Regions from separate parts of the Homo sapiens genome. Here region 2 is linked to region 1. A link is an interaction called in ENCODE POLR2A ChIA-PET data of the cell type or tissue named here. Cell type or tissue: PC-3. All regions are shown on one strand. Each heading gives the region's core, and the rest is flanking DNA. Links, peaks and the distances in the headings are about the cores only.

Region 1 (15,818 bases), core at 4,239-12,238:
TCATATAATCGAAGCTCCTAAACAGATATAATATGTATGTTATGTATTAAATGTGTGTTTTTAGTGTATGTTTTTTCTTTTTTTGTAAGTATCAGTTTGGTGAAAAGTATGTTTTTCTGTAGTCGCTGTTGTCAACAGTTTGATTATAATAGTACCATATTTTTATTTTATATTTATATAAAATAATAATATTAGAATATCATTCAGTGCTTATCCTGTTGTTATCTCATTTCCTTCCTCTGCAGCTTTGTGAGGTAGGTATTTGTATTCGTGTCACAGATAAGGAATCTAAGGTTAGGTTATATTGCTAAAATGTGGCAGAACTGAAGCCTAAACACATATGCTACATTTATGGTTTTCCACAGGCTGCTTGAGACCTAATGCCCTATGTTTTATATCATCTACATCCCCCTTTTGTTTATTAATTCAGCAAATATTTACTGATTGCCCACTGTATGTCAGATATTATTCTCGGTCAGGGAAATAAGTCAGTGTACAAAGCAGAAGAAAATTCCTATCCTTATGCAGTTTACATTCTTGGGAGCAAGGGAAGAACAGTAAAGAACGAAATAAGTAGATAAAGTATGTGGTATGTTATTAGTTAATACAAGCCATGGAGAAAACTGAACAGGGAAGGGGATAAGGTATGTGGGCATGTAGGCTGGTGTTGGAGTTTTAGAGAGCATTGTCGGAAGGCTCACTTAGAATGTGGAATGTGAGCGTGCTCTTGACAGACACAAGCATGAGGCTGTGGCTCTTGAGGGGAGAAAGGTTTCACGCAGAGTCACTATCAAGTGCTAAGGTCTTGAGGCAGAAAAATGCCTGCCACGTTTGAGGAGGGCAGAGTGGCTGAAGCGCAGCGTGTGCAAGGAGAGTGGCGAGAGGTGGGAACAGACTGACAAGGGGCGGCATTAAGTAGAGACTTGATGCAAGTGCAGCAGGTCACTGTGGGGGTTGGGGCAGAGGAGTGAGATGATCTGACTCCAGTGCTAATGGTGAGTCAGTGCTGCTGTTCCTGAGAGAAGACTGCAGCAGGGCCAGGGTAGAAGAGGGCCTGTTTAGATGCTGTTTTGCAGTAACCATGATGAGAAGTGTTGGCATCTTGACCAGGTGGTAGCAGGGAAGGTGGTAAGATGTGATCAGATTCTGGGTACAGAGTATTTGGAAGAGGGAGCCAACATTTTCGACCTAAGCAACTAGAAAGAGAGTGAGTTACTACTGTTAACTAAGATTGGGAGGACCGGAAACTTGGTTTGTTTCAAGTTAAGTTTGAGATACCAAATGAGGTTCAAGTGGTGAAGTTGGGTAGGCAGTTAGATGGAGTGTGGAGTTCTGAGCTTCATATGTAAGTCTGAACCTCTAAAATGAGATTCTGATACCACTAAGAGAGTGAACTTAAAGAACAAGTCCAAGGACTGCGCTCTGGGGCCTTCAAGTTTAAGAGGCCAGGCATGTGAGGAACTGCTAGTTAACGCTGCCAGATGTAACGGCCACTAAGGGAGGTGGAAAGTGATTACAGGGTGTGGTCCTGGAGGCCGCGCAGAAGGTCTGTCTACAGGAGAGGGGAGAGATCAGCTGACTCATGCTGTGGCCAGGTCAGATGTGAGGAGGGCTGGGCATGACCACTGGCTGTAGCAGCGTGGAGCTCACTGGACCTGCAGCACCCAGCTCCAGATTCCGTGACTGGCAGGTCACCCTTGTGCACTAAGTGCTTGGTGTGCTGATGTATTGGCAGGGGGCTGTTGTGCACATCATCACGTAAGATGTGCTCTGGGTCCTTGAGGATTTAAAGCTTAGTTGAGGAGCTGGATATATGCATATAAAAAGATAAATAATAATAGAGGTTGGCACGTTTTCGGTGTCGATGGAGTAGTACAGACAAAACAATGCCATGGGATTTAGGAGCTCGGGGCATTTGTCAGATGCATCTGTGGCTGTGGAAGGCGCCCTGAGGGAAATGAAACTGTCATGCACAGTGATGGAGTGAGTCCTCAGCAGAGCAGAAGGAAGACAGAGAGGCTGACTGAGGCTAAGGCGGGCATTCATGTGGCTAGTGAATGAGGAGGTAACTGCGGTGAGGCACTTAGTGGGGGGTTTCAAACTGAATCTTAATATGACAATTCTCTGGGGACACTAATTGAGGCAGGCCAGATGTGGTGTCTCATGCCTGTAATCTCAGCACTTTGGGAGGCTGAGGCAGGCAGATCACTTGAGGTCAGGAGTTCAAGAACAGCCTGGCCAACATGGTGAAACCCCATCTCTACTAAAAATACAAAAATTAATTGGGCGCGGTGGCGGGTGCCTGTAATCCCAGCTACTCAGGAAGCTGAGACAGGAGAATCGATTGAACCCTGGGAGGCAGAGGTTGCAGTGAGCCGAGATGGGACTTCTGCACTCCAGCCTGGGCAACAGAGCAAGACTCCATCTCAAAAAAAAAAAAAAATTAATTGAGGCAGATTCTTCACATGTAAAATGACTGGAAGAATAAGATGGGTGAATGTTAAAACACGGTTATTAAGAAATAAAACGTATACAAGCATACATAGGGATTCATTTGAAAACAGTTTGGTATGGTACCTGGAATATAATCCTAAAATGAGATTTCATTGTTGACTAAATAATGTCTTTGTTCCCCAAAAATTCCTATTGTTGTTTCATATGGCACATGAGCCAGTGTTTTCAGAATTCGTATACACAGGACTTGTTAAGTATTGACAGTGGCAAGAAACCTCATGGTTTGGGTTTAGGTTAACCACCATTATTTATTTCCTTAGTCTTTTATTTCACTCAAAAGGAGATAACTTAAATTGAAGAGAGGGCAGGAAACTTAAAACTGTATAAAAGATTATCTGGAAAATACAAACATAGTGTTTGTGGTGAACTAAAATACATATGAAAGCTCTGTACACATAAGTCAGTGATAAAAAGTGCTACATTCAGAAATACTTGCAAAACATTTCCTCTTGTGGGAAACGGTGATAATTCTACTGCACTGCCTTTATGGGTTTGTAAATTATGACAACTATGGCAGAAGTATTTTAATAAAAATACTTTAAAAATTCTATCAGAAGTTAATATTTATTTTTCTTATTTTGCTATTTTTTTCATATTTATCCTGAATAGATTATTCTACAGTTGTATATAACAATAAAATTGTTATCAAGAAAAACATTGATCTTAAAAAATTTATTTCAGGGAATTATACTTCTACACTGCACCTATTTTTATGAACAAAGCAGTCTAGATATCTCTTTAAAACTCTGAAAACGTCAGACATGTCTCAGAACTTTTTTTTCTTACACATATGAATAGATAGAAACACCTTGAAATTTTGTACTTTTTTCTTTAGCCTCCCATTAACTCTTTTTTTTTTTTTTTTTGAGATGGAGTCTCACTTTCTTGCCCAGGCTGGAGTACAGTGGCACAGTCTGGGCTCACTATAGTCTCTACCTCCTGGGTTCAAGCTATTCTCCTGCCTTAGCCTCCCAAGTAGCTGGGACTATAGGCATGCACCACCACGCCTGGCTAATTTTTGTATTTTTGGTAGAGACGGGGTTTCAGCCTGTTGGCCTTGCTGGTCTTGAACTCCTGACCTCAGGTGATCCACCCCCTGCCCTCAGCCTCCCAAAGTACTAGGATTACAGGCATGAGCCACCTGGTCCCATTAACTCTTTTAATTTTGGGATAGAATCTGACGCTGTGGATTATTAGTATGCCAATTTAATTTTTTTCTGATTAAAAGATCGTCATCACCTAGAAGCATTTACTATATGTTTGGTATATGTTGGTAGCTCTACTTCCCTTTGAAAATCATCACTTTAAGGGAATTGTGGGATATAGATTATGATCATCACATAATAATTTTAACAGATATGTTCATTTTATTTCACATAATTGAAGATATTTTCTTTTGGATTTCGTTTTAGAGACTGTCATGCAGTTCCTTGAAAAACTATCTGACAAACTTTCTGAAAGGTTAGTTTTTATTCTACTATTTAGTTTTTTGGTTATATGTTATTTAGTCTTTTTAAAGAAGACTTGATTTATAAAAAATTAGGAAGTGACCTAGAATATAAGTTTTGGCATATTGGACCAGACCTGTCTCACTATGAGACATACTTTAAAAGGCCATAGTTGTCTTCCTTATGTGCCATTCTTGAAAACATAAGCTGTCCCCTTTCATTAAACAATTGTTTTTAGAAATTCATCTTTCATTTGCACTTTAAAAATCTTTACCAAAATGTTTTTGAAACTATTTATTTTAACTTGTACCATGAATTTTATGACAAGTTCATAAAGTAGTATTTCTCTTCTTTTGGCCTAAATACAGGAGGCTCATGGATGTGGTGTCTTTTTAATTTTGTGTAGTATTTTAAGGATGTTCTATCTCAACATTTGTAATTTCAAGCTGAAGTGTTCTACTGCCTTTGGTGTGTCCGTTTGTTATAACAAGTTGAGTGTCCCTTATCTGAAATGCTTGGGACCACACATGTTTTGGATTTCATTTTTTGGGGGGAATTTGGAATATTTGCATATACATAATGAGATATCTTGGGGATGGGACCCAAGTCTAAACACGAAATTCATTTATGTTTCATATACACCTTATACACATAGCCTGAAGATAATTTTATACAGTGTTTTTAATAATTTTGTGCCTGAAACAAAGTTTTGGCTGCAACCTATCACATGACATCACATGTGGAATTTTCCACTTGTACCATCATGTCAGTGCTGAGAAAGTTTCAGATTTTCAGATTAGGGAGGCTCAACCTGTATTCCTGCCTCCCCTGCCCCTCCCCTGCTCAGTGCCTTCGATCATACACTTGCCCTTCACTGGCCCTCTTCTAGGCCTTAGTTGAGAGGCAGCACACCTTTAGGTACTAAGGATTCTAGGAAGAAGCAGTCACCGTTTGTAAAAAAGGATGATGTTTTCTCTTTTTCTCTTGTAATGCTGTCTAAAATTTTGTTTGCCTGTTGTGGCTACACCAACACATTGGATCTTGGCTCACATTTCTGTTTTGGACTATAAACTCATGCCTTAGAACTCATTCTTCTCTAGTTTGGATTATGTTTATAAATTCTAAAATTTTCTTTTAATGATCCTGGTGAACCACTGTGTCTTTGATACAATAAAGAAAGAGGGTTAGTTATGCACTTATTGAGGATTTATCCTGCTTTACTTAGTTAAGTGTTAGTAGTCTTTCTCTACATAGCTATAGATTTTAGAGCAAGCATAGCTTCATCATTTTACAGGTATATATAGGAATTAATTCCAATATACATGTCATATTCTACAAATATTAAATACCTATTTAATTATTGACCAGCTAGAGTTTTTCCAAAGGGGAAAAATGACTAGAAATCTTAAATGTAGCCAATGATAAAATTCCTTTCTAGGAGTTAATTTGTTAAGTCTCTTTTAAAGGTATAGCAAAAAGTAGTGATTTAAAGTTAGTGATTAATGCTTTGCATATTTGTAATGACATTGCTAGTTTTTCCAAGCTTTAGTACTCTTGAGACATTTATCCACCATGATGCTTTTTAAGGTAGAAATCGCAGTAATATGCTGCTTTATATATTGTTATTTCTCATGACACTTAGGTAAAATTTGGATTAATAGTGATTTATGTGTGCACTACTAATTGTATCTAATCTTATGAATATTGGAATGTAACATAAGCAAACTAGTCCTTTCATAATGTAATTGTTAAAATTTTGTCCTAACAAGTAATGATAAACCTGTTTTATAGAACTCTGAAAGATTTTGAGATGATACGAGGGATGAAAATGAAACTGAATCCTCAAAATTCCGTAAGTATGTTGGAATATTTTTATTATAATATAGACAGTCTGTCAACTGAAATCAATATCTTTTGATTCAGGAACTTTCTTGTGATAGGCTACAGGTCCATTTAGTCTTGTTTCTGATCCTCGGTTTTGGTGAATAAAGATGTTGAAATATTTGATTCTTATGTCCCAAACTGATGTTGCCTGTACATACAGCATTTTTGTTGAGGAGTCGACATATTTTATGTATATACACTAACACAATGTGTATATATTCATGCAAAGACTGCTTTCATTCTGTGGAATGTTGGCTTCTCAGTTTGAAGCAGACTTTAAGGAGACTCAGTGGAGGCTTCATCTGGCAGGTGGCAATTTTAACCATCAGTGTTAATGTTGCAGTTCATTTGCTTATTTGTTAGCTAATTTATGGTGCCCAATTGAGTATTTGACTAACAAAGTATACCACATTCTAAAAACACTTAAGTGTTGTTTTCAATCATATGATTATATGATCTTCCTTATGTGATCCAAGAGTATAGACAAGTATTGTTATGGCCAGAATGCTGCCCAGGTGATTGGGGGAGTGCCCTGAAAAGTGTCGAGAGTCCAGATATTAGGACTCATTCCCATTTGGTTCTAGGGCACTACAGGATTGCCGGGGTTGTCTACACCATTCTTTTCCAAATGCTGTTATTAGTTCTTGACTTAGTTGCTGCTGCCAGAGCCATAGTCATAAGGAAGATTTAGGGAAATGGGCCTTGCAGATTTACAAACTGTTTACTAGCTTCCCAGATACAGCCACTAGGAAACAGATTAATCCCATTAAACTCAGCGATGTGTAGAGTAGCATGTCAGTCTGTTAATTTATGGAAGGAGCTGTGTCTAGCAAAGTAACTACTGTTAGTCATCTGCACAGTCATCTGCACACCTTGACCTGGTAGGTAGGCTTATTTGGGAAACCAGATAATAGGTAAGAATTTAGTTTGGTGACTATAGAAACAGAAAAATAAAAAACAAAATGTGTTGCCAAAAGCTAATTCAGTAAAAGTGAATATGACTTTAAACTGTTATCTGTAGATATTTGTATATAGCTTATGGATACAATTATTCTGCAGATATTTGTGAAATGCCCAATCTCCTCATGAAGTCCCTGCTTTGGTGAATGGTGCCACCATTCACCCTGCTGCTCTGGTCAGGACCTATACTTAATCCAGACCAGTGGTTCTCAAAGTGTGGTTCCTGGACCAGAAGCAGTAGCATCACATGGGAGCCTGTTAGAAATGCAAATTCTTGAGCCCCACCTCAGACCCACTGAATCAAAAACTGGGGTGAGCTCCACAATCTGTGTTTCAACAAGCACCCCAGGCACTGCACACTCCCCTCCCCCATAATCATTTGTTAGGTCCTGCAGATTCTCCCTCCCTGTGAACTCTTGTGTCTTCTCCTGTGCCCATTGCCATAGCCTGGGCTATGATCCCAATCATTATTCTCACCCAGATGGTAACTGGGATTGCCTAACTGGTTTCTAGCCTTTTGTTTTTGCTCCACTCGAAGCCGTCTTGGATTCAGACAGTTTAGCCATGTATTTAGCCCAGTGTTAGGCATAGAATTGGTTGTCAACACTTATTTGAACTATGAATGAATAATGAATGAATGAATTGCCACCAGAGGGATTTGTCTAAAAAGCAGATCTGATCTTGTCACTCTGTTGTTTAAAATTATTCAGTAGCTCCTGGTTATTCTCCAGTTTCCCTTCCTACTACCCTGCTGCTCCCGCCAAGCCCTCATGATTTGGCCCTTGCCTCCTTCTCTAGCTTCATCTTCTGCTGCCCCTCCAAGCCGAGGCTGTGTTCTTTGCTCTCTCCTAATACCTGTGTGATGCTCATGTGATCTCTATTCACTTAGTTTTGCTTTCTTTCCTTGCTTTGCTTTCTTTGATTCTTTAATTTGAATTAATATTTACGTGCCGGCCACATAAATATGGCATGGTGAGCAGCTTCCAGTCATTTACAAACACCACCTACAGGAATGCCTTTCTCCCTTTCTCATCTGGATTAACTGCTTCTATCATAAAACTCAATTCAGGCTTTGCCTTCTTGAGAACATTTCCTAACCTTCCGCTGTGATTTAAATACTCTTCTTGTGGGCTGTGTTTTACATGGCACAATGTAGACATGACATACTGTCCTCTGATTGTTGAGTCACTTGCCCTTCTACTGCCTAGGCTATCATCCTCTTGTTTTTGTCTGATTACAGCCTGCACTCTGTCTGCATCTAGCAGATAGCAAATAATCATCTGTTAGAGAAAATGTGTGCCAGGACCAGAACACTGTGGGGCTAGGGTTCCATGGACGCAGTCCCTGCCCTTCAGGCACTCATGAGGAGAAAGAAAATAAGCCTACAAGTATCTTAGGTTGTCATGCATCCCATGATATAAGTATTACCATGGAATATGGGAAATAACACCTTGTTATTGGAGGAGATTATGCCTAAACTGAAATGTTAAAGGATAATGGTAATAAGGAGAGTAGCCAACATTTGTTGAGCCCTTACTCAATGCCAGATATTCTACTTAATAGTTTAAGTACATTCAGCAGTCTTCTTTGGGAGGTACTGTTGATTCTTTCAACAAATATTTACTGAGTGACTACCCTGGGCCAGGTACTGTTCAGGGGACAGGAATGTAATAGGGAAGGATGCAAACAAAGTCCCTGTCATCATGCAGTTTATAGTCTGGTATGGATTGGAAACTTGAGCCCAGGCAGTCTGTCTTCACAGCCTGGTCTCTTAACCACTCTTTTGTCCACCTGGACACCTAGAAGGAAGGACAGTCATTCAAGTATTCAAGCTTTCCCTTCTTTCAGTATTATGTGCCAATCATCAAAAGCAACTAGTACTATAGTACTTCTTTATGACATATTTTCTTTGCCAAGATTAGAGTTAATTCTGCCTTGGTTACATTTTAAATTGCTGCTTTCATTTTTGATATCTACCCAAAGCTTCTTGCTTAGATTTAGAAAGAACCTTAATCCTACCTTTAGTACACTCATCTTACCTACAGTGTGTTTTATGGATTAATACATGGGTTACATTTTGGGAAAAATTTCATTATGGCTAATATAATTCGTTAATGTTTACTTTTGTTAGATACCACTTCAGAATGACATTTGTTTGTCTTTTCCCCAGATTCTGGGGTAGGTCTTAGTTATACTTCACTATCTCTTGATTACAGGGAAGTCAAAATAAGGAGCCAGGTATTTTCTGCCAAGCTATCAATTTTTTAAGGGATTCTATAAAATTGTTCTGATTTACATGAACAGTAGCTGGTTTACATTCTATAGGCTGGCCACGTTGCTGATAAAAACTATGAAAGAGTCAGTAGCTTTCCTTAACAGTGAATTATTCCATTGTAGGAAGTAATGCCCTGGGACCCCCCTTACTACAGTGGTGTGATTCGTGCAGAAAGGTAAGTTTTTCAAGAAATACCCGTACAGGAAAAGGAAAAAGGAAACTAATGTTTATTCAGCAGCTACTGTCATCCACTGAGTCGCCCACAGTACAAACCCTTCCCCTGACACCATTCTTTCTGCTGGCGTGGTCTGCTCCACTCATGTATTCTTCAGCTGCTTGTATCATTTCCTTGTTTAAAATTCTACAATCTGGTCCCTCTCCAGCTCTGCCCTTGCGTAGCTTTCTGGTTCTCTTCCTAGGCTGTGAGCATTGCTGGAATCCTTGTTGTATCCCATTGCTGGCCCAGAGTAGGGGCTCAGCATGTGTTTACTGAACCAGTAAAGGAATAAAGTGGTACATGGCGTGGTACTACGTTATTTTCCTTTTTTTTTTTTTTTTTTTTTTGAGGCGGAGTCTTGCTCTCTCCCAGGCTGGAGTGCAGTGGCGCTCTTATGTTTTCTCATTTTTATTTGGACACATATATTGTCAACACATTATTGGTCCATCTGGAAGGATATAAATGAAATAAAGATTTAAGGAACTTAAGTTGACAGAAGTACTCCTCTGGCTTCTATATCCTCCTGTGTTTATTATATTGGAGAAAAGTAGGTATGCCCTTCTCTCCCTACAGACACACTATTTCTGTAATTTTTATGTTATAAACCCAAGAAATAGAGCTCTTTTCACAGTGAACACACTTTAAAATGTTTATAGCTGAAGCAACTTTATATACCCAATAGGAATTTTTAAAAAAAAATCTCAGAATCCTACTCTTTAACAACTTATTAACATTTTTCCCTTGTAGTTAGTTTTTGAGATATGCTGTTTAAGTAGGAGAGTTAAGGTTGATTTAGGTAATAGAAGAAAATGTAAGTTTTTTGTTTTTTTTTCCTCATTAAAGCATACCAGCATGTACTGTGATGATACGTGTATTTATTTGGTATTAAGCTTTAAAATATTTTTATTACTATGCATTATTGAAGCATCAAGTAAAGCATAGTAGGTACTTCTCCAAAATAAGAAGTATTTGCTTAATTATTTATTTCAGCATTTGTCATAAAAACAGAAAACAATAACTTTCTATATTCTTTTCTATACCAGCAGGATGAGGTAGCCTAAGATCAATTAGTGTTTTGAAGCACTTACTCACTTAATTTTCATTTATTTTCCTCTCTTTGGTCTCCATCTATCACTGTTGCCAAAACCATTTTTACTTACAAGGCATAATTGTGTCCTAACCTTTAGTTAAGAATATTTGGTCAGTTACTATTTTTTATTTTTATTTTTCATTAAACAACTCTTTTTAGAGACAGGGTCTCACTTTGTCGCCCAGGCCAAAGTACAGTGGCGTAATCATGTCTCACTGTAGCCTCAACCTCCTAGGTTCCAGCAGCCCTCCTGCCTCAGCCTCCCAAGTAGCTGGCACTACAGGTGTGTACCACCATACCCAGCTGATTTTTAAATTTTTTTGTAGAGATATAGGTTCTTGCTGTGTTGCCCAGGTTGGTTAGCTACCATTTTTTTAAAAATGTATCTCAAATTCAGCATCAGTCTTTTTTTTAGTGAAAACACATAAACTGTTATTCAAAGTCTATAATAATTTGGTTATGGTAAACAACGAGGGTTTAGAATATATTTGTTTTACAAAATTGTTTTCTGGTTGCAGAACTTGAAACCCTGCTCCCTATAGTTGCATTAAAAAATAAAATGTCTCTTTTAAAATTCTGTCAAAGAAAGATTTGGCTTGGTTGTTTCACCTGTTAAAGATGTAGCATAAATCAGTAATAAAATTTATTTGTACTTTCCATGTTTATGTAAAGCATTTGATTTTTGACATTGGAGAGTAATGTAAATTAAATATATTTGATATTAAATATTCTAATTTTTAGAATTCTAATTTTAATTCTCAATATTTAGAATATTAAATATTCTAATTTAATAAATATTCTAATTTTTGCTACTCTCATTTTTATCAGGTATTCCTTTCATATCATGTCCCCGATACCTGATTATTTTCATTAATGCCTTGGCCTTAAATATAAGTGATAGTTTTTTCACTAACTATACTCTGTAAATATAGCATGCCCAAATGGTGGTTCCGAGGTAGGAGATCAGCAGGACTTGTTTTCTGGTCACAACCTCCTGACCAGAACAGGATCTGGTCCAAACAGAATGAAGTAAAGAAACCAGCCCAGACCAACAGATGGCAAGGAAAGGGATTTCTGGCTGCCCTCACTACTCATTAGCATAATTCACTCCCACCAGCGCCTTGACAGTTTACTAGTGCCAAGGCCAATGACCGGGAAGTTAGCACCCCCTTCCTAGAAAGTTCTGAATAATCTACCCCCAATTTGCATTAACCCACCCCTTAATTTGCATTTAAATAACAGTGGGTATAAATATAGCTGCCAACAGCCCACAAGCCTGGCTCTGGGCGCACTGTAGGATCTGATCACAACCTACTTTTGTTTTACAGAAAGAAACATCTCTACTCACATTTATTTGTTCTGATTTTTCTTCCACCGCTGCTCTTCCTCCACAGTTTATCCCAGCCAAACCCCTTTCTGTCTCAAAGGCAGAACCTCTGTCAGGGGAGCAGTGGGTTCCCATTGCCTCCCTGGTTTGTCTTACACATCTGTGACATCTTGCCAGGTGTCCATGAAGCTGCTGAGTCTGCACTAGCCTTGTGTAGCTCCTGGCTCCGCTGTGCTTAACAGCCTGTGTGCTACACAGTTGACCTGCTAAGATGTTCTGGATGTTAAATGTGTCTTGTCAACCATATTTTAAAGCTCTGCAAGAACAAACATTCTGGACCCTCAGTAAATACATACTAATTCATAGCCCCTATTCAAACTTGTATCTAGACCAGTAACCATGAAAAGCAATCCAGTGATGAGGTTTTTTTAGAAAGAGAATGCCATGTTTTTGCATGACATGTTTGCAGTGCTCACTGGTTGATGGAGTCTTCCACCTGCTTGCTAAGTCCTTGAAATCACCAGGTATGCTGGGAACACAATGTAGTCTGCCAGATATCCATGTGGGGCTTTAGCTTATTTTAAAGTTTTAATACTAATTTATTTATTTGACTATTAACTCAGTAAAAGAACCAGGAAAAGGGATGCAGAAATGCATCAGAAGGGGTTGTAAGAATCGGGTTTTAAAAATCTATTTTAAGTAGCTTAATAGGCTACTGAGTTTTGGTTTGAGGCTTCAGTAATCTTGATTGACAAGAGGAGGCTGCCGCACAGGTAATGGATGAGAAAAGAAAGGAAAAATATCATAGGTTGGGTTTGGGGTTAGAAGAGTGGAACAAAGTGAAGATTTCTAAATCCTTGTTAAATTCATCACCTTTCAAGTAAAGACTTAAATGTGTGGCTTGACACAAAATGAAATATAGAAGGGGCTTTCCTTGATTCGAGCCTTTTTTTCAAGTTAACCTCAGGGAGTCTTTTGCTTTTATGTTAAATACCTCAGATTTATTTCAAGTTTTTAATGTTCATCTAAAGAAAAGAACCTGTTTAGAAGCAGGAGGAGAAATTAACATGTTTTAAAAGTGCCAAAGGTTGATCCTGGAAAATACCGTAGTAGTATAAGTGACTGTCAGCAAGTCTTAAAGAGCAGCTCATTTTTCCTTTTTAAAGCTTTATTGTAAGATTCTTCATGGAAGAGTAACATTACGTCTTTCAGATACAAAAATAAATTATTTTATTTGAAATTAAATTTTATTTTTGATTAGGCAATACATTCACATGGCTCAAAAAATCAACAATGTTAAGAAGTATTAATTGAGAATACTCATCTCTACCTCTGCCCCAGAAGTCACCACTTTTAAGTTGTTTAATGTATCCTTCCAGTGTTTGGATTTTGTTTTTGATGCTTTGGAAACACTATTTCTTTTCTGTGAGTAATGAGTTTCAGTATTTCATTTATTTTGGTGCTATTTTTGTTTGTTTGTTTGTTTATTGTTTTTTTTTCTTTTTTTTTGAGACAGAATCTTCCTCTGTTGCCCAGGCTGGAGTGCAGTGACGTGATCTCAGCTCGCTGCAACCTCTGCCTCCTGGGTTCAAGTGATTCTCCTGCCTCAGCCTCCCGAGTAGCAGGGATTACAGGCATGCACCACCACACCCAGCTAATTTTTGTATTTTTAGTAGAGACAGAGTTTCACCGTTTTGGCCAGGCTGATCTCAGATTCCTAGCCTCAAGTGATCCGCCTGCCTCAGCCTCCCAAAGTGCTGGGATTACAGGCATGAGCCACCACACCCTGCCAATTTTGGTGCTATTTTTAAATTAGGATATCACTGGGAAAGGGAATTCAGTATTGTCTATTCCTTGCTAAGATATATTCTTAAAATCTCAAGCGCATTCACATAATGAAATACAGATGTTTTGTGTTTTAAACTATTCAAAAAATGGGCTCTCACAGAAGGACTTTTTTTTTGATGTGAGAAATCTCATGCTTTGTTAGTATAGGATTAGTGATCTTGGTAGTTTTAAATTTTTAAAAATTAACCTTTATTATGAAAACTTTCAAAATAAACAAATAGGAAATGGATGGCTCAGTCAAAAGAAAAAGAACAAAGAAAAAATTGTTTAAGAAAAAAATGAATTAAACAAACAGAAGTAGAGCAATATAAGTAACCTCTGCATATTGATCTCCCAGATTCTACAAAAAAAAAAAAAAAAAAAATTAGCCTGGCTAATTTTTTGTATTTTTAGTAGAGACGAGGTTTCACCGTGTTAGCCAGGATGATCTCGATCTGCTGAACTTGTGATCCGCCCACCTCGGCCTCCCAAAGTGCTGGGATTACAGGCGTGAGCCACCGCGCCTGGCCAATTACCAAGATTTTTCTATGTTTGCTTCATTTGTCTCTTTTTTCAGTTTTCTTCTTTCTTTGCTCTTCTTTTCCTTCTTCCTTCCCTCCCTGCTTTCCTTCCTTTCTCTTTTCTCATTACTAATGTACAGTCATGTGCCACTTAATGACAGGGATACATTCTGAGAAATGCATCGTGGGCTGGGCACAGTGGCTCATGCCTGTAATCCCAGCACTTTGGGAGGCTGAGGCGGGTGGATCACGAGGTCAGGAGTTCAAGACCAGCCTGGCCAACATAGTGAAACCCTGTCTCTACTAAAAATACAACAACAAAAAATTAGCCGGGCATGGCGGCAAGTGCCTGTAGTCCCAGCTACTTGGGAGGCTGAGGCAGGAGAATTGCTTGAACCCGGGAGGTGGAGGTTGCAGTAAGCAGAGATAATGACACTGCACTCCAGTTTGGGCAACAGAGTGAGACTTTGTCTCAGAAAAAAAAAAAAAAGCATCGTTAGGCACTTTTGTCATTGTATGATCTTAGAGTGCACTTACACAAACCTAAGGGTATAGCCTACACACACGCCTATGCTCTCTGGTATAGCCTGTCGCTCCTAGGCTACAAACCTGCACAGAATGTTACCATACTGAAAACTGTAGGCAGCTGCAACACATGATAAGTATATATGCATCTAAACATGGAAAAGGTATGGTGAAAATAGGTATAAAAGATAAAAAATGGTATACCTGTATAGGGCTCTTACCACAAATGGAGCTTGCAGGACTGGAAGTTGCTCTGGGTGAGTCTGTGAGTGAGTGGTGGTGAGTGTGAAGGCCTAGGACATTACCGTACACCATTATTGACTTTATAGACACTGTACACTTAGGCTACACTAAATTTATAGAAAGATATGGTTCTTTCTTCAATAATAAATTAACTTTTGCTTCCTGTAACTTTTTTTACCTTATAAACTTTTTAGTTTTTAAAAACTTTTTGATACTTTTGTAATAATATTTAGCTTGAAACACAAGCACATTGTATAGATGAACAACAATATTTTCTCTTTTTTTAATCCTTACTCTATAAACTTTTTTCTATTAAAAATTTTTTTTGTACTTTTTAAATTTTTTTGTTATAAACCAAGACACAAACATACACATTAGCCAAGGCTTACACAGGGTCAGAATCATCAACATCACTGTCTTCCACCTCCACATCTTGTCCTACTAGAAGGTCTGCAAGGGAAATAACAGGCATGGAGCTGCCATCCCCTGTGATAACAATGCCTTCTTCTGGAATCCCTCCTGAAGGACCGGCCTGAGGCTGTTTCACAGTTAACTTAGAAGGAGTACACCAAAATAGTGATAGAAAGTATAGTGTAGTTAATACATGAATCAGTAATATGGTCATTTATTAAGTGTTGTGTACTGTACCTAATTGTGTGTGTTAGGCTTTCATATGACTGGCGGCACAGTAGTTTTGTTTACACCAGCATCACCACAAACCTGTGAGTAATGCCTTGTACTCTGACATGACAGCTACAATGTTACTAGGTGATAGAAATTTTTCAGTTCCATTATCATCTCAAGGGACCACCCACTGTAGCATATGTGGTTCATTGCTGACAGAAGTGTTGTTACCTGGCTTGTGATTACTTTAAAGGAAATCCTAGCCCTCATGTCATCTCAGTCTTATACGTTTATTATGTACTTTTGAAAAGGATGAACATCTTCTTACATAACTCTTGTATCATTATTACCTAATAAAAATTT
Region 2 (15,818 bases), core at 3,484-11,483, 110 kb after region 1:
TAGACTAGAAAATTTCTAACCTCTGTCAAAGTCTCCTTTTTGATCTCACTCCTGAGAAATAACCAGGCTGGAGCCTACATCAGAAAGCCAGGCATTGCAGAGCTGAGGCAAGCCAGGAGCTAGAGGCCTGTGGGGAGGGATTTGATTTAGGGTCAGGGCACTACATCCCATGGCTGAGAAGGGCCTCAGAGCACCCCAGGTCGGGAGTCAGGCAGGGCCCCTCAGCCACCCCTGCCCCTGAGGGGAGGCGCCACCTCAGTCCAGGCTTCCTGCTTCGCTTAGCACTCACTTCAGGATGTGACCAGGGCTAGTGTTTGATGTCAGCATGTTTTTGATACTGTAATGCTATCAAAAAGTCTGATTAAAGACCATGTTCACAAAATGACCCACATGTAAAGAGGCTCCAGAGCTTCTCAAATGGAAACAATATCAAAATTTATTTAACCTGTCTCATCATAGTATGTAGTCATGTATGTTAAAGGAATTGCATTTTTCATAAAATACAAAAGAGTAGTACTAAATAACTTGTTTCCAGGTCCCATTAGTTTGGAGGATTTATGTCTACAAAAATTATTCCAAACCTGCCTTCACATATTGTCATTAACAGCGTTCCTTGTGGAACTCCGTCAGGTAGGCATATCCAGGTGACACAGAGTACCAGAAGACGGGAACAAGGCAGCCTCCACTGTGCCTTTATCACCCGCACACTCCAGTGGAGTTTGCTGATCCGTTAACTGTTATCCTGAACCAAGGTTTTCTGGTGTAATTAACCTTTTCCTGCCAGCTTCTCTTCCTTCACTCTTGTTTTAGAGTGTTCTTTTTCTCTTCTTTATTAGGTGCCATCACAAATTATTTCTTAATGGTATAATTTCAAGCCTCATTTAAAATAATCACAAAACTATTTTTATAGAGAATAAAATGTAATATTTTACTTATTCTGTAACAGGAGTCCCCAACCCCCAGGCCACAGACTGGTACTGGGAACTGGGCCACACAGCAGGAGGTGTGGTGGGTGGGTGAGCAAGTGAAGCTTCATCTGTATTTGCAGCCGCTCCCCATCCATCTCCTGTTGAATTAGTGGCAGCATTAGATTCTCATAGGAGCAGGAACCCTACTGTGAACTGCGCATGTGATCCTTATGATCCTCTCACAAGGATCTAGGATGGGCACTCCTTATGAGACTCTGAGGCCTGATGATCTGTCACTGTCTCCCATCACCCCTGGATGGTACCATCTAGTTGTAGAAAAACAAGCTCAGGGCTCCCACTGATTCTACATTATGGTGAGTTGTATAATCATTTCACTATATATTACAATGTATAATGTAATAATAAAGTGCACCGTAAATGTAATGTTCTTGAATCATCCTGAAACCATCCCTCCCCCATCAACCCTCGTCTGTGGAAAAATTGTCTTTCACAAAACCAGTCCCTGGTGCCAGAAAGATTGGGGACAGCTATTGTATAATACATAAGTTAATTATTTTTATAAAGTGAGGTCTCTTGTTAACAGAACAGATAGCCAAAAGTATAGTTATCCTCTTACAGGGAATATGTCACACCTGATTTAATTTATTTTAGAACAATTTAAAAGCCAGAATTTGATTTTTAGAAGCAAGAAAATAGGGGCCAAATTGTCACATGGTGGCAGCTTTTATGAATATGGCATCAGTGTGGCTTTCTTTGAGAATTCAAGACAAGTGTGAATGGAGGCTGTGCAAGCAGGAGTCTGTAACAGAACCTCTCTTCCCCAGGGCTGCCGGGGAGCGCTATCGCAGGGAGATGCTGGCCCACGGTGGAGGCAGGGAGCCCATGCTCATGGTTGAAGGTAAAACAAAACCAAAATGGCACCATCTATAATGAAAGCTGATTTATGTTTTCTCCATATGTTTTTTTCATTTAAAGAAAATGTTTTAGGCCAGGTGTGGTGGTTCATGCCTGTAATCCCAGCACTTTGGGAGGCCCCAAGGAGGGTGGATCACCTGAGGTCAGGAGTTCGAGACCAGCCTGGCCAACATGGTGAAACCCTGTCTCTACTAAAAATACAAAAAATAGCTGGGCGTGGTGGCAGACGCCTGTAATCCCAGCTACTCGGGAGGCTGAGACAGGAGAATCACTTAAACCCAGGAGGCAGAGGTTGCAGTGAGCTGAAATCGTGCCATTGCACTCCAGCCTGGGCAACATGAGCAAAACTCCTTCTCAAAACAATAAATAAATAAGCAAATAAAAAAGAAATGTCTTAGCTGTGCATTGTGTTCTAAGCATCTGTCTCACTGTGTCCTAAGTAAATTAATTTTTAGTTGCCATGATTTATTCAAGTACCAGGATAAAGATTCAGGTTTTAGCTTTCAAAGTGTTACTTATACTCTAATAGAAAAATTTTTTATTTGTCATAAACTCTTAGAAAATTTTCCTTTAGATTTTAACAGGTCACAGTGTTTTTTTTTTAGTCTAAAGAACTCATTTATTTTTTATTCCTTTATTTCTTTTTCTGAAAGTTTAAAACTACATATTTTCAAGAAATTCCAAGGCATTGGGTTAGATTTGTTTTTTTACCTGTTGAAAAATTAGAACTTAATATCTTTAAGGTATTACAATTCTTTTTTTCTATGTAATTTTCTCAGTAATTTTTTATTTGAGTATTTTTACTGAAAATTTAATTGTAAATGGAAGTGATCATCATGATTTTTCATGTATGAATATAAGAACATTGAAACATGCTTACAAATATTTATAGGAAGATATGAATGTTACTAGATAATTGCAATATATTGATGGTTATATTTGCAGCTGAGCTTGACTATCTGAAAAGTTTTCTGGCTATCTGAAAAAGTGCATATAGGAAATAACTTTCAATATTGGAGAAGTGTTTTCATTGTAGTAATTGAGTGTGTCTGGGTAGTCATGAGTGTGATTTAAATGTCTCCTTGCCTAAGACTGTTGAATCTAATGCCTGTACTCCTTTTTAGCAGAATTCCAGATTCTTGCCTTCAGCCATTCATTTATTCAGCAAATATTTGTGCAGTGCCTTCAGCCATTCATTTATTCAGCAAATATTTGTGAAGTGCTAATTATGTGCCAGACATGATTCCATGTGCCAGAGGTGAAGTAGTGAAAGACGCTTAGACAAACATCCTGCTCTTTTGGAGACTGCATTCATTCCATCAGCTTTGTGAAGAGTGAGGAAGTGTGCATGCTGACACAGCCATCATTTACAGCTAGTCCTTACTGGTCCTTATTGAACTTTCCACCTCTGGGGATGGTTTTAGGGATTACCATGTATCTGTTGATTGACTCTTCTTAGTAACCCTATGAGGTAGGAGTTATGATCCCCGTTTTATAGACAATAAGCAGGTTAGGCCCTCTGCTTATGTAACAAGGCAGTATGTGGAAGAGCCAGGGATTGAACCAGGACCTCAGGCAGCAAGCAGACCAAGCTCTTCAGCTGCCTGTACTGTCAGACAGGACATCTAGTTCAGGGTCTGTTCCAGACCCAGGCAAAAGTGAAACAATAGGCACATCATAATAAGCTACTGATTGGGTACATTGTATACTTTTGGCTGGTGGTTGGTAGCGCCAGCCCACCCCGAGCTAAGGCGGAAATAAGCGGTGAGTTTCTGTGAGGTGTGTGTTCCTGGCAGCCGTGCTTGGCTCATCCTTTCCCAGGCCATGCTGCTACACCTCAACATTTGCTGATAGGAGATACCATCAAAAGAAAAAAATGTAAATCTTTTTCAGTGTTTATCTTTTGGCTGGTGTGCTTTTCTAGTCGGCTTCCCAGAATGTTGCAACTAACTCTCAAAAATTCTGTTCTTTATCCAAAACAATTTTGTGTTAAGAAACTTAATATTTTCTGCACTAAAATTCACATATGAGAGAAAAAGAAGTCCATCATTCAAACCAGAGATGATTAAGTATTCAGATTTTAGTTAACACAAACAATAGAACAATTCTACTTTTACATTTTAATATTTTTCTTAATGCTGTTCTGTCAGATCTCATTAATTCACATGATTTGTTTCATGTCAGAGATGAATGGGGGACATGCAAAGAGGGTTATGCCAGTTGTCACTTCATAGGGCTGGATTTGTAAGCTAAGACCCATAGTAGTGGCTTCTCATTTTCTTGGAGGCAGTCAGTCTGTACCCCAAAACAGCAGGTCTTAGGTGTTGGCTCACAGCCTTAACACTGGGGTATTACCAGGAGTGATGGGTGAAATTACTGAGATTTGTAATGTAAAAGCATACAGGATCTCGTTGGCAGTATTCTTCTATGAAAATGTAACTTTTTATAGGTACCTTATATATTTTTGTTTAACTGCTTCCTGGATAAATGTAAAGAATTATATTACATAGCAAAATGGAAAGAAATAGAACACCTGCCTTCAAACTATGTACCTCCCTAACCAAATCACAACTTTTTTTTACCTCCTTAGTTATAAGACTGTGTTTCTTAGGGTCAGAATACCTTTGTATTCATATTTGTGCTCTTTGAATGATACAAATTCAGAGAAGTCAAATAGGGAATGCTTTTGATCTTTGAATAATAAGTTCTACATAGGCAAACTTTTAGATTATTTGTCTTTTTCAGAATGAGTCATCCCTTGGGAACAGGGCTCTGCTCAGAGCTCTGAGTCCCTCGGCCATTTCTAGTCCTCACCAGCTAGAGGCCAACACCCTATTCAAGGAAGTCCCTGAGCACACAGGATTCCTCTACTTTCTTTTTTCCCTGATGTTTGCTTTACATTCATCAGTTAAAGGCCACTGCTAGGCAACCATGTATCTATGCTCTCTAACTCTTGGCTGCAAGGTATTTATTCAGAAGTTTTCCATTACTTAACTTTACATAGAGTGATCCTCACAGGAAAAAAGACAAGTTGCAGCAGCAGGGGCTTTCTTAAAAAGCCTAACACACCAAATACCATTTGAAGGCAACATAATAGTGGTTAAAACAGTATTTTCTTCCCCAGAGAAAGAAAGCAATCACATGGTGAAATAGAATTGGATTTGCAGTCAGTGACTCTGCTACTTACTGTCTATAAATTACTTAGGAAAGTCACTTAATTTCCTTGCGGGAGGTAAAATGTGATTTGACTTCAAAACACTTCTTTTTTTGTCTTATTATTATTATTATTTTTTTTTTTTTTTTTGAGATGGAGTCTCTACTGCCCAGGCTGGAGTGCAGTGGCACGATCTCCCCTCACTGCAACCTCCACCTCCTGGGTTTATGCACTTCTCCTGCCTCAGCCTCCTGAGTAGCTGGGACCACAGGCATGTGCCACCATGCCCAGCTAATTTTTGTATTTTTAGTAGAGACGGGATTTTGCCATGTTGGCCAGGCTGGTCTCGAACTCCTGACCTCAGGTGATCCACCCTCCTTGGTCTCCCAAAGTGCTGGGGTTACAGGCCTGAGCCACCTTGCCTGGCCCAAAGCACTTCTTTTTAATCTGCTTCTCCTTTTTTTAATCTCTGAAGGGGGTGGGGTGTGTGTACAGACGTGTGGCAGTAGCTTTGCAGATTGACAGTATGGCCTTGTCTATTTTTAAACACATTCATAGCTTACATAAATATATATATTATAGGCATGACATTCAGTCACTTAATCCTCCACTAAACACATGTGGCAATACCTGACTGAAACCAACTTTCTTAATTGCTGAGACATCTGGGGTGAGGTTTAACTCTCATTGTCAATGTTAAGGTTTTCTGCTGTTCATCTCATACCCCCACAATGGTTTTTGGCTTATGTTAAATCACATTTCTGAGTAATAAGATAACTTAAGGTTTTTGCTTAAAATAAACCATGATGATATGGCATTTCCATTCATTTTACCATTTTATAAAATATATACTAGAATATTTGTTAAGTATGCTATGGTGAGCATGATCTAAGGTTCAGTTTCCATTACAGCCACTTCAGAAAATGTGCAGTTTTCTAAAAAGACAGATATGCTGAGGCTTGTGAATAGCAAGGAAGTAATACTTTGCCCCCACTAGGAAGCAGAATTGTTTCTTACTACAGCAAATAGACTGGTAGAATTATATAGATATTAGGAATGGAAACTATATTACTTCAGCAGTTTGTGAATGGCAATTGTATTACTCATGCAAGTTTTCATATTGCCCTCTGTAAACTATTTGGTCTTTTTGTGTTTTATGTTATGTAAAATTTTTAGGTAAATCCCTCTTACTGAGTTTTTAGGTTCAGATTTTACTTATCCTCTGATAAGTTTAATCCCCTATAACACAGGTCATATTGTCCCTATTTTTATAAATAATGAAACTTTGTCAGTGTTCATACCCTCTGTGCTGCCTTGCCCACATTTTTCTCTGTTGATCCTTACATTCTGACATGAAAGTGACCTGGCCTTTAGAAGGCAAGAGATGTAAGCAATGTGGGTCTTGGGCCCTGATGGTTCTCTTAACGATCTCCAAGTTTTTTTTTTTTTAATGTCGCAACCTATCTATTCTCATTGACATTGGAGAGACCTGCCTGACATCCACTGATCAACAATAAAATCTTCCTCTTCCTGTGAGCTCCTTTAGACTTTTGTGGCAAAGCTGTCAATTTAGTTTATAACCATTTTTAGCCATGGGGGTCCTGATGGAAAGATTCTCCCCACAGCCATGTAAGCAGGACATGGCCCAGTTAGTTTTGGGTTCTGCCTCTGGTTACAGAATTCCTTATGCTCTCTTTCTTCAACTCTTCCGCAAAGAATCTGAGGGGAGGGGAAGGGAAAGGATAAAGTCCAAGATTTTAGCATTCCAGGAGGTTATTTGTAAATATTAAACAACTTTATTTCCATGCTCCTTTCTAATCAGAATCTCTCTGGCCAAAAGCAGTATGCAAGTAGAGATACTAAATAATAACTTTATGGAGTTTTTCAAATGGACCAAACATCAGATCAGATGGAAAGAAATAGTAGTAGCTAAATGAGTCAATTCTCAACAAACTGAAACTCGATTTTGTTTGTTTTTTCGCATCAGACTGACTCACCAAACCAAAGTCTAGAAGCCCGCAGGGCCTTACCTTAAGCTGATTAAAATATAATACCTTACGTTTCTGTAGAGCTTTATTTATAGTCTGCCAAACACACTCGCTTTTGCCATATTATCCTATATCATCTCTTCTAGCTTATTAAATTTTTTTTGTTTAAGAAACAAACCAGAGAATTATGGTTTATACTCCAAAGAATCACCTCCATGCTCCAAGAAGATTAATGCAAACAATGAAGATATCTATCTACTAGTTTCTTTAAAAACAGTTCTCAGTTCCAGCAGCACGGAGCACATCAGCACCCAGAAATTGGGTTTACACCATTCTCCAGTAAGAGGAACCAAGGCTCCTTGGAGAAATGGCTGATTCCAGGGCTGGAACAAGGAAGACAGAAGATGAGCATGAAGCATCTTATAGTGCCAGAAAGGAAGGAAGTGCCCAGAAACACACACAGTGATGGGCGCATGTGTCATCGCAGCAGGGGCCCACTGAAAGAGCTCCCAGTGCCCCAACCTGGGCCAACTCCAGCAGCCAAATAAATCACAGTCTTGGGATGTGATACAAAGTATTAAATACATATCCATGAGTCCATATTGATATAAATGATTAAATGAATAGAATAGAATAATCTCCCATAGAGAAGAGTTCCAAGTAATTTATGTACATACTCCCCACCTTAGGGAAGTGGAACATAACTCCCCACTCATTATGTGGGCAGTGCAGAGTGAGTTCCGTCCAGAGCACTCTAGAGACAGCGGGGGAAATGACAAATACGACCTCAGTCAGATGATCAAGGTCAGCATCAGTGATGCGTCATGTGGACAGTATGCATCCTTGATATAATATGATGGGAAGTTTTCCTCCCAGAAACCCATAACCCCAGTCTCATAATGAGAAAAATGCCAGACACACCAAATTCAGGACATTCTGCAAACTGCCTAAGCAGTACTCCTCAAAACTGTCAAGGTCATTGAAAACGAAGTCTGAGAAGCTGACACAGTCTAGAGGAGCCTAAGGAGACACGGCAGCTACATGTAGTATGGTCCCCTGGTTGGTCCTGGAACAGAAAAAAGACAGCTAGTTTTGATCGTACCAGGGCAATCTGACTAAAGTGTAGCTGGAGCTAACAATATTCTGTCAATACTGGTTTGTGAGTTGTGACAGATGTGCCACATGATGAAAGATATTAATGATAGGGGAAACTGGCTGAGTGTGGAGTGTGGAGGAACTCTCTTGACTCCATCACAGTTTTTCAGTAAATATAAAACTATCCTGAAATTTAAAATTTAATTAAAAACAAAGAACCTCCTTGGGAAGGTTTTTAGCAGTGACACCACTGCTCATGGTTTGGTCCACACCTTGACTCCACCATGTTTCCCTTCTTCCCAGCAGCCTTTTCATTGCCACTTGGGGGAGGGAGGGGCACGGAGGTGAGATTGAAAGAGGAGTATTAGGCACAAAATGAGGCTGGAAGGTAAGTGGGCGTCAGGTCGGGCAGGGCATTGTGGATACTGTGAAAGAGAGTTGGTGTTTATTCTGAGGACTATGAGAAACCAATTACAGTATTTTTAAGGCAGGTAGTGCCAAGATCAGTTTTATGTTGGCATGGAGGAGGGTGAGTGTGATATCAAGGATGACTCCCAAGCTCCGTGCTTCAGTTGTTATAGAGATGGTTGCATGGTTATGACTGTCACGGGGGACAGAAATCAAGAAGCCCTTATGCAATTCGGCCACTGCGAGAATTCAGCTCAGGAAGCTCCCAAGCCTGTCGGATTCAGTTTCTGAGTGACTGCGAAGGACTCTGTACAGAATGGGCTGGAGAAAGCTCTTTGCCCATACAGTTCTGATGATGGGAAACTCACTTTTTCACAAGGAAACTCACTTCAGTTTCAGACAGCTCTGACTGACAGGATGACACGTTTATTCAAATTGACCCAAAATATTTAGTCCACTTGAAAGTTTGATGTCTTGTGACACAGCAGCTTAAATAATAAGCGTTGATGCCTTTTTTTTAAAATAACCTGATTACTAACCTAGTAGGCAAAACATGCTTAGTGCAAGGCTTTGCTATTGGTGTTATTTGCACAATACAAACATCACGACAATCGAGGAGCAATAAGTCCTGTCTGTCAGCAGGAGTACTGCTGACATTTAAAATAAGAAAGCTAAATAAACAGTCATTGTTCAGCAATAGCTTGATTAATTTCCCTGTTGTCAAAAGGTATACACAGATACTGAAACAGAAAAGGCGTTTTACATTGTCTTATAGCACTGAAAATTAGTAGTAGTTAATACTTCTAGTTTTAAAGCATGCAGTTAGCATTTATGTAATCTGATCAATCTCTAAATATTGGCATTGTGTGGCAAGGCTGGTGTGCCCAGCACTGTAGGAGAACAGTAAATGCACACTACCTCTGGATGGTTATTCCTAAATTTATTTTTTAGGTGTCTTTGCTTTTTATTTTTTTAATAAGGGATTTCAAGGGAAAGATAAGCCTTAACGCCTGACAGGTTCTGCCTGACTGAGCCAGCAGCATCTGTGCCTCCAGGTATGTGGAGGCGCAGCATAAATAAATGCCAGAACGTGCTCAAAGCACCAGCCTTGGCTTGGGATAAGTGCCCACCCCAGGGTGTGTTTTACATTTGTGAGGGACTTAGGAGGAAGGAAATGTGTTTTACATTTGTGAGGGACTTAGGAGGGACTTAGGAGGAAACCCCTTCACACAGATACATTAAATATTAAAAGATAAGATGATTTAAAACTACTAGCATGCCAAGTAAAACTTTGCTGTTGGAAGTAAATCATTCTGATGAATTTTGATGGGTTGTTTAAACATTTATGAATAGAGTCTCTTCGTTTCCCCTGTAGTCAGACATTCTCTACCCCCTTACTCTGCTTTGTTTTTGCTTCATAGCACATATTAACATTTACTTCCTAATTTCAACATGTATTATTTCATTTATTGGTTTATGGTCTCTGCCCCTCAATAAAGTCTAAGCTCTGTGATAGGAGGGCAACTGACTGTCATGTTCACAGCTGTATCTGCAGCCCCTGTTACAGGGCTCAGCCCATCGGCATTCAATAAATATTTGTGCAATGAGTGAATACACGAATACCAAAATAGACTTAAAAGAGCAATTGTTTCCTGTGCTGTAGAAAAGTTGTGATTTAGCTGGGTGTGGTGGCATGCACCTGTAGTCACAGCTACTTGGGAGGCTGAGGCAGGAAAATTGCTTATACCTGGGAGTCGGAGGTTGCAGTGAGCCAAGATCACACCACTGCACTCACTCCAGCCTGGGTAACAGAAGGAGACTCCAGCTCAAAACAAAACAAAACAGGCCAGGCACAGTGGCTCATGCCTGTAATACCAGCACTTTGGGAAGCCGAGGCGGGCTGATCACAAGGTCAGGAGTTCGAGACCAGCCTGGCCAACATAGTGAAACTCCTTCTCTACTAAAAATACAAAAATTAGCTGGGCATGGTGGCATACGCCGGTAGTCCCAGCTAGTCAGGAGTCTGAGGCAGGAGAATCACTTGAACCCGGGAGGCAGAGGTTGTGGTGAGCCGAAATCACACCACTGCACTCCAGTGCGGGCAACAGAGCGAGACCCCGTCTCAACAACAACAACAACAAAAAGTTGTGATGATTACAATGGGAACAGGTTTTTATTTGCCTGGTTCAGGAATTTTTTTTATCACATGAATATTTTTGGATATTTTACAGGCTAAATATTTTCGTGAAGTTCTTTAATCATGTAAAAGAAAAAAAATATATAGCCATTGTGCTGTCTCCACACTTGTTCAGTCTCTCAGCTGTTCTCTTACTCCTATCCTGCCCTTCCTCCTTCCTGTCACGGTGTTTTAGACACTTTTTGTTCTAGTACAGTGCTTGGTTCTGCCCACTGGACGAGTACTGACTGTTAAGCAGCTAGATAGCAGGCATAATAAGTAGGGGACACCACTAGAAGAAAGGGGGTCCGCTATCCATTCCCAAATAGGTCCTTACTGGCCAGAGTCAAGCACCTCTTCATAAGCCCTGGGCATCAAGAGATCCCGCCTAAATGATTTCAGATAGTACTCTGTTTAAGCAGCATGCAGGAAGGAGATTCTCCATGCAGGAAAGGCAAAGGGACAATGACAGAGTGAAAATGTGCCAGGTGGGTCATGGGCAGCATCTTTAATCCACCAAACACTGCTCTGGTGGGTCGTGTCATCTCCACTTCCCATGTATGGAAGCAAAGGTCTTGTTTCAGAGCCATTCTCTGGCATAGTCAGGAGTCGGTCACACTCTTTTGCCTCCAGAGCCCCTGCTGCCCCACAGCACTCCTCGACACCTCTTAGCCATAGACTCTTGATTACTGTCTTCTTCAACTTCTGTTTTGTCACCGTTACTTTTGGTGGGTAGTGCTTGTTTTGACAGTTTTCTCTAATAGTAAGCTATCATCTACTTTCTGTATAAATTTGATGGGTCCCTCTTCCATTTTGAGATACGTCCAGAGGTTGACTTTGAGGTCTGAGAGGTTTTTCTTCCTCAAGTAAATATCTTGTAGTAGATTCATTCCAAAAAATATACTAATGATTCCATTTTTAGATGATGTCAGTGTATACTACCTTCTAAAAGGAATGTAGGTAACGTTCTCTCAGTGCTTTGAGTGCTGAATGGAAACATCATAAGATGTTTTTGAAGATGGTCATTTGTTATAGATGGTGTTCCTTTTTTTAATTTTTTTTTTTTTTTTTTTGAGAGGGAGTCTCTCTCTCTCACCCAGGGTGGAGTGCAGTGAGGTGATCTCAGCTCACTACAACCTCTGCCTCCTTGGTTCAAGTGATTCTCATGCCTCAGCCTCCTGAGTAGCTGGGATTACAGGCGTGTGCCACCATGCCTGGCTAATTTTTGTATTTTTGGCAGAGACGGGGTTTTGCCATGTTGGCCAGGCTGGTCTCCAACTCCTGACCTCAAGTGATTCACCTGCCCCAGCCTCCCAAAGTGCTGAGATTACAGGCGTGAACCACTGCACTCTGCCTATAGATGGTGTTCTTAACTTATGGTTAAAACTGTTCTGGCCTGGTGCCATGGCTCATGCCTATAATCCCAGCACTTTGGGAGGCTGAGATGGGTGGATCACCTGAGGTCCGGAGTTCAAGACCAGCCTGGCCAACATGGTGAAACTCCATCTGTACTAAAAATACAGAAATTTGCTGGCTGTGGTCCATGTACGTATAGCCCCAGCTACTCGGGAGGCTGAGGCAGGAGAATCACTTGAACCTGGGAGGCAGATGTTGCAGTGAGCCAAGATTGTGCCGTTACACTCCAGCCTGGGTGACAAGAGTGAAACGCTGTCTCAAAAAAAAAAAAAAAAGTGTGCTGAGTGGGCTAAACACAGGTTACAGAAGCAGATGTTGTATCCCCAAACGTCTGGTTCTAGGTTTTGTTTTGTTTTGTTTTGAGACATAGTCTTGCTCTGTCATCCAGGCTGGAGCTCAGTGGCACAATCTCGGCTCACTGCAAACTCTGCCACCCAGGTTCAAGCGATTCTCCTGCCTCAGCCTCCTGACTGTAGCTGGGATTACGGGCGCCCACCACCACACTTCGCTAATTTTTTTATTTTTCGCAGAGATGGGCTTTCACCATGTTGGCCAGGCTGGTCTCGAACTCCTGACCTCAAGTGATCCGCCCGCCTCGGCCTCCCAGAGTGCCAGTGTTACAGACATGAGCCACTGCACCTGGTCTGGATCTAGATTCTTAACTTTCCTGCGTGACACCCTCAGGCATCAAGCTTCAAGGGCTGAGGAAATCACAAGTTGGCAATACACTGATGAATTTACATTTGGAAGGAGTACCAGTAAAAAGTTAAATTATAGTAATAATTATAGAGATTTAGAGCAGATTTTAGTTGAAGAATTGAAATTGACATTTGCTAGCCAACTCTTTTATGAAATGTTGCTAGAGGATGTAGGAACAAGATTTCTCTTGGTTTAACTGGACTGTTTCCTGAAAGAGCATTTACAAGACATCTTCTGGTGTTTGTTTATGTCTTTTTCAACTAAATGTAAAAGAAACTTTTTCTTTATGACTATGATGTAACATTATTAATAATGAAATTAGATTAAGAAATTATACCTATACCTGATTTTCTTTTACATTTAATAGTTTATCTTTACATTAAAGTTTCTCTTATTGAATAGTCCCTGGTTAATTGTAGAGTTTGCACATCTCAAATATCTGAATAGCATTATCAAGTTATTTTTGTGACCCATCACATAAGTTAGAGTATGTCAGGTAACACACAGTTTCTTTACTCTCTTTCCATTCGGTACTAAATGTATGTTTTGTTTAAGCTTTAGGGTCAGGAGGAAGGCCAACCTGTACTTAAATTTCCCTTTCTAGCAGTTTAAATAAAACTGAGCTTTAACAAAATTCTTAAAAGCTTAAGTCACACACTCAAAATAGTGGAATTTCAACACTAGATTTATTTTTGTCTTCCTTTTGATGCACGTGCATTCCACATTAGGATAGACATTTTATTTAAATGCTTCCATAGCCTGTGTATTGATTTTCTAAAGATAAGTAATCCTTCATGTCAAATACTTTCAATAAAACTAATTTCTGCTACTTGTATATTGCCAGCATTGAATGGCTAGGAGGGAGTCATAAAAGTTTAATCAAACCAAGCATACATTTGTTATTTTATTGTTCATTGTTACAATAGTGACAGCAATAACACTAAGTACAGCTAAAAGCATTTGTTGAGTGTATTTGATGTGCCAAGTACTATGCATGTTGCTGTATGATCTCATTTAATTCTCTAAACAGTCCAAGGGATGCATAAGTAACTTATTTGCCTGAGATCACCTAGTAGCAGACATTAGAACTAGGATTCAGAGTCAGGTACTCTGACTCACCTGTGTGGGCTGGTAATTTCTTCAACTTCTTTCTCATTATACCAGGAAGTTTTTGCTTTGAAATATGTGCATGCATATTCCACTGTATTTTTTTTCCCTTGCTCTTTCATAATTTTTGGCAACTGAGTTGCCTTGTTGGGAATACAGTGATGCTCAAAGAAGATATTATTGGGTTATCAGAGTAAGATATCATGGGGACAAATCTGAAAAGTGGCATGTGCCAACTAGTATGCTAACTAGTAGCTAATATATATACTAGTATGTAATTGCCTTACCTACAGTAAAATGATTTTGTAGGAAAATAAGATTTGTTGAATGTAAAGGCATGAACGCACAGCGTACAAAGCAAGATTTGGAACTTTACAGGATGTTCATTGGCAGAAAGCTGCTTTTCTTGCACAGCGTAGCAGGAATAAATGAGGAAAGCATGTTACGGAATCAGAGTTACAATTTAGTTAGCTCTAGGATTATGACACAATTTCAATAATAGAGGCAGCCCAGAATAATAGCCAAGTAAATAGAATCCCTAATCTTTGGCTTGTTCATATATTTACCCAACGTAGCCTCTGAAATCGCTGAAAGCTTTTTGGAAGAAAGAAATGGAAAGGAGCACCTGCGTTCTCAAGGCTAAGACCTCCCTTTTGTAAATGCACTAATATTTTAAGAGGGTGTGTGCGTGTTTAATGTGTGGGTGTGTTTGTTTAAGGAAGACACTGAGCTTCAAAAGGCAAGATGTTTTGTAACCCAGAAATGTAATTGTAAATGGAATTATTAAATCTGACAATGAAATTAAAATAAACTAATGTGTAAACAGGGCACATATGTGGGGCTGTACTTGCTGGCTCAACTTCTGTCTAACACAGGTTCAGAGGCTTCACTTCAGTTAATAATTCTAGAGAGACAGAGAGAGCCTCATATGTGAATGCCGACAGATACCAATCCAGCACAGGGAGCAGCAGAGTCTTTTTAGTTCAAAGGAAGAGAAGAATTTCACTTCCTGGCCGATAGTCTGATTTTCTCAAGAACTGATTGTAGATAGAGGGAATCCACCTTTAGCAAAGGGTGTGGGTAACCACAGTCTTGTAGCAGAGAAAAACTTCAAAGTCAAGATGGTGAGCCATACAGTTGCCCTAGGCTTGGGAGAGACAGATCTGGAATGAGGATTCTGATCTCATAAAATTCACTTAAGATTTTTCAAACTGCCAGGCTAGCCTTTGTAGCTACAATTCTTAATCAGTAGGCTGAGTTTGGCACATATAATTATTTCAGCAGAAAAAAGAGCCATTAAACTATTATGATGAATTATTAGAATTGGTAATGGTGCTGAGAATACTCAAACCTCCTTTTCACTCCCAAATCTGTTTAGATAATCTGCTTTTTGGTACATCCAAGTTATTGTTATGTCTAGTAATGGAGGACGGCATAGCACAGACAGCTGTATATTTGAGTGAATCGCAGGTTCTAAAAAGAGATTTCTGATCTCTTTTTAAAATTGTGGTAAAATATACATGCCATACCATTTGCCATTTTAACCATTTTTAAATGTATAGTTCCAAGCCATTCACAATGTCCTACACTTACAATGCTGTGGAGCCATCACCAGTATCCATTTTCAGAACTTCCCCATCACCCCAGTGAAGACCCTTTATCACAGAAGTCAACAGGTAGAAAAATGGATTTATTTTAATTCCATCTTTTATTTCTTTTAGTAGATAAACAGTTACCTAATAAGCAGATGGCAAAAAGTAGAAAAAAGCTGTGATTTATGAGCTGGATAAGTAGCTTGTGATTGTGAGTTTTATGATAGTTTTATGATATTTAATCACAGATCAATGTTTTGGAATTGAACTTGTGCAAAAATAGTAAGCAACCTCCTCCTTCAACTCTTGAACTAGGAAGCAGGTTTTCATAAATCTTCG

What was found. Peaks named below come from ENCODE experiments on the same cell type or tissue, not always from the same donor. Only the 100,000 strongest peaks of a DNase experiment are listed, where the experiment ranks them.
Region 2: POLR2A ChIA-PET joins it to region 1 with 6 read pairs; 3 of 35 experiments call an interaction of 5 or more read pairs at or near these places.

The regions. Positions count from the first base shown.
Region 1 is chr13:23,852,298-23,868,115 of GRCh38, reverse strand. MIPEP (mitochondrial intermediate peptidase) reads left to right here. Exons shown (of 19, transcript NM_005932.4): 8 at 3,927-3,975; 9 at 5,754-5,814; 10 at 9,204-9,256. Among named protein-coding and RNA genes, the nearest start is that of PCOTH, 29 kb to the left of the region's middle. RefSeq lists an enhancer at 1,856-1,995. In PC-3, for the core only: no CTCF peak of the experiment used is centred there; a DNase peak (open chromatin) is centred at 8,485; H3K4me3 peaks cover 611 bases; H3K27ac peaks cover 4,282 bases.
Region 2 is chr13:23,742,554-23,758,371 of GRCh38, reverse strand. MIPEP (mitochondrial intermediate peptidase) reads left to right here. Exons shown (of 19, transcript NM_005932.4): 18 at 1,754-1,827. Among named protein-coding and RNA genes, the nearest start is that of PCOTH, 140 kb to the left of the region's middle. RefSeq lists enhancers at 5,224-5,333, 8,910-8,959. In PC-3, for the core only: no CTCF peak of the experiment used is centred there; DNase peaks (open chromatin) are centred at 4,711, 6,981, 7,461 and 7,781; H3K4me3 peaks cover 1,637 bases; H3K27ac peaks cover 7,015 bases.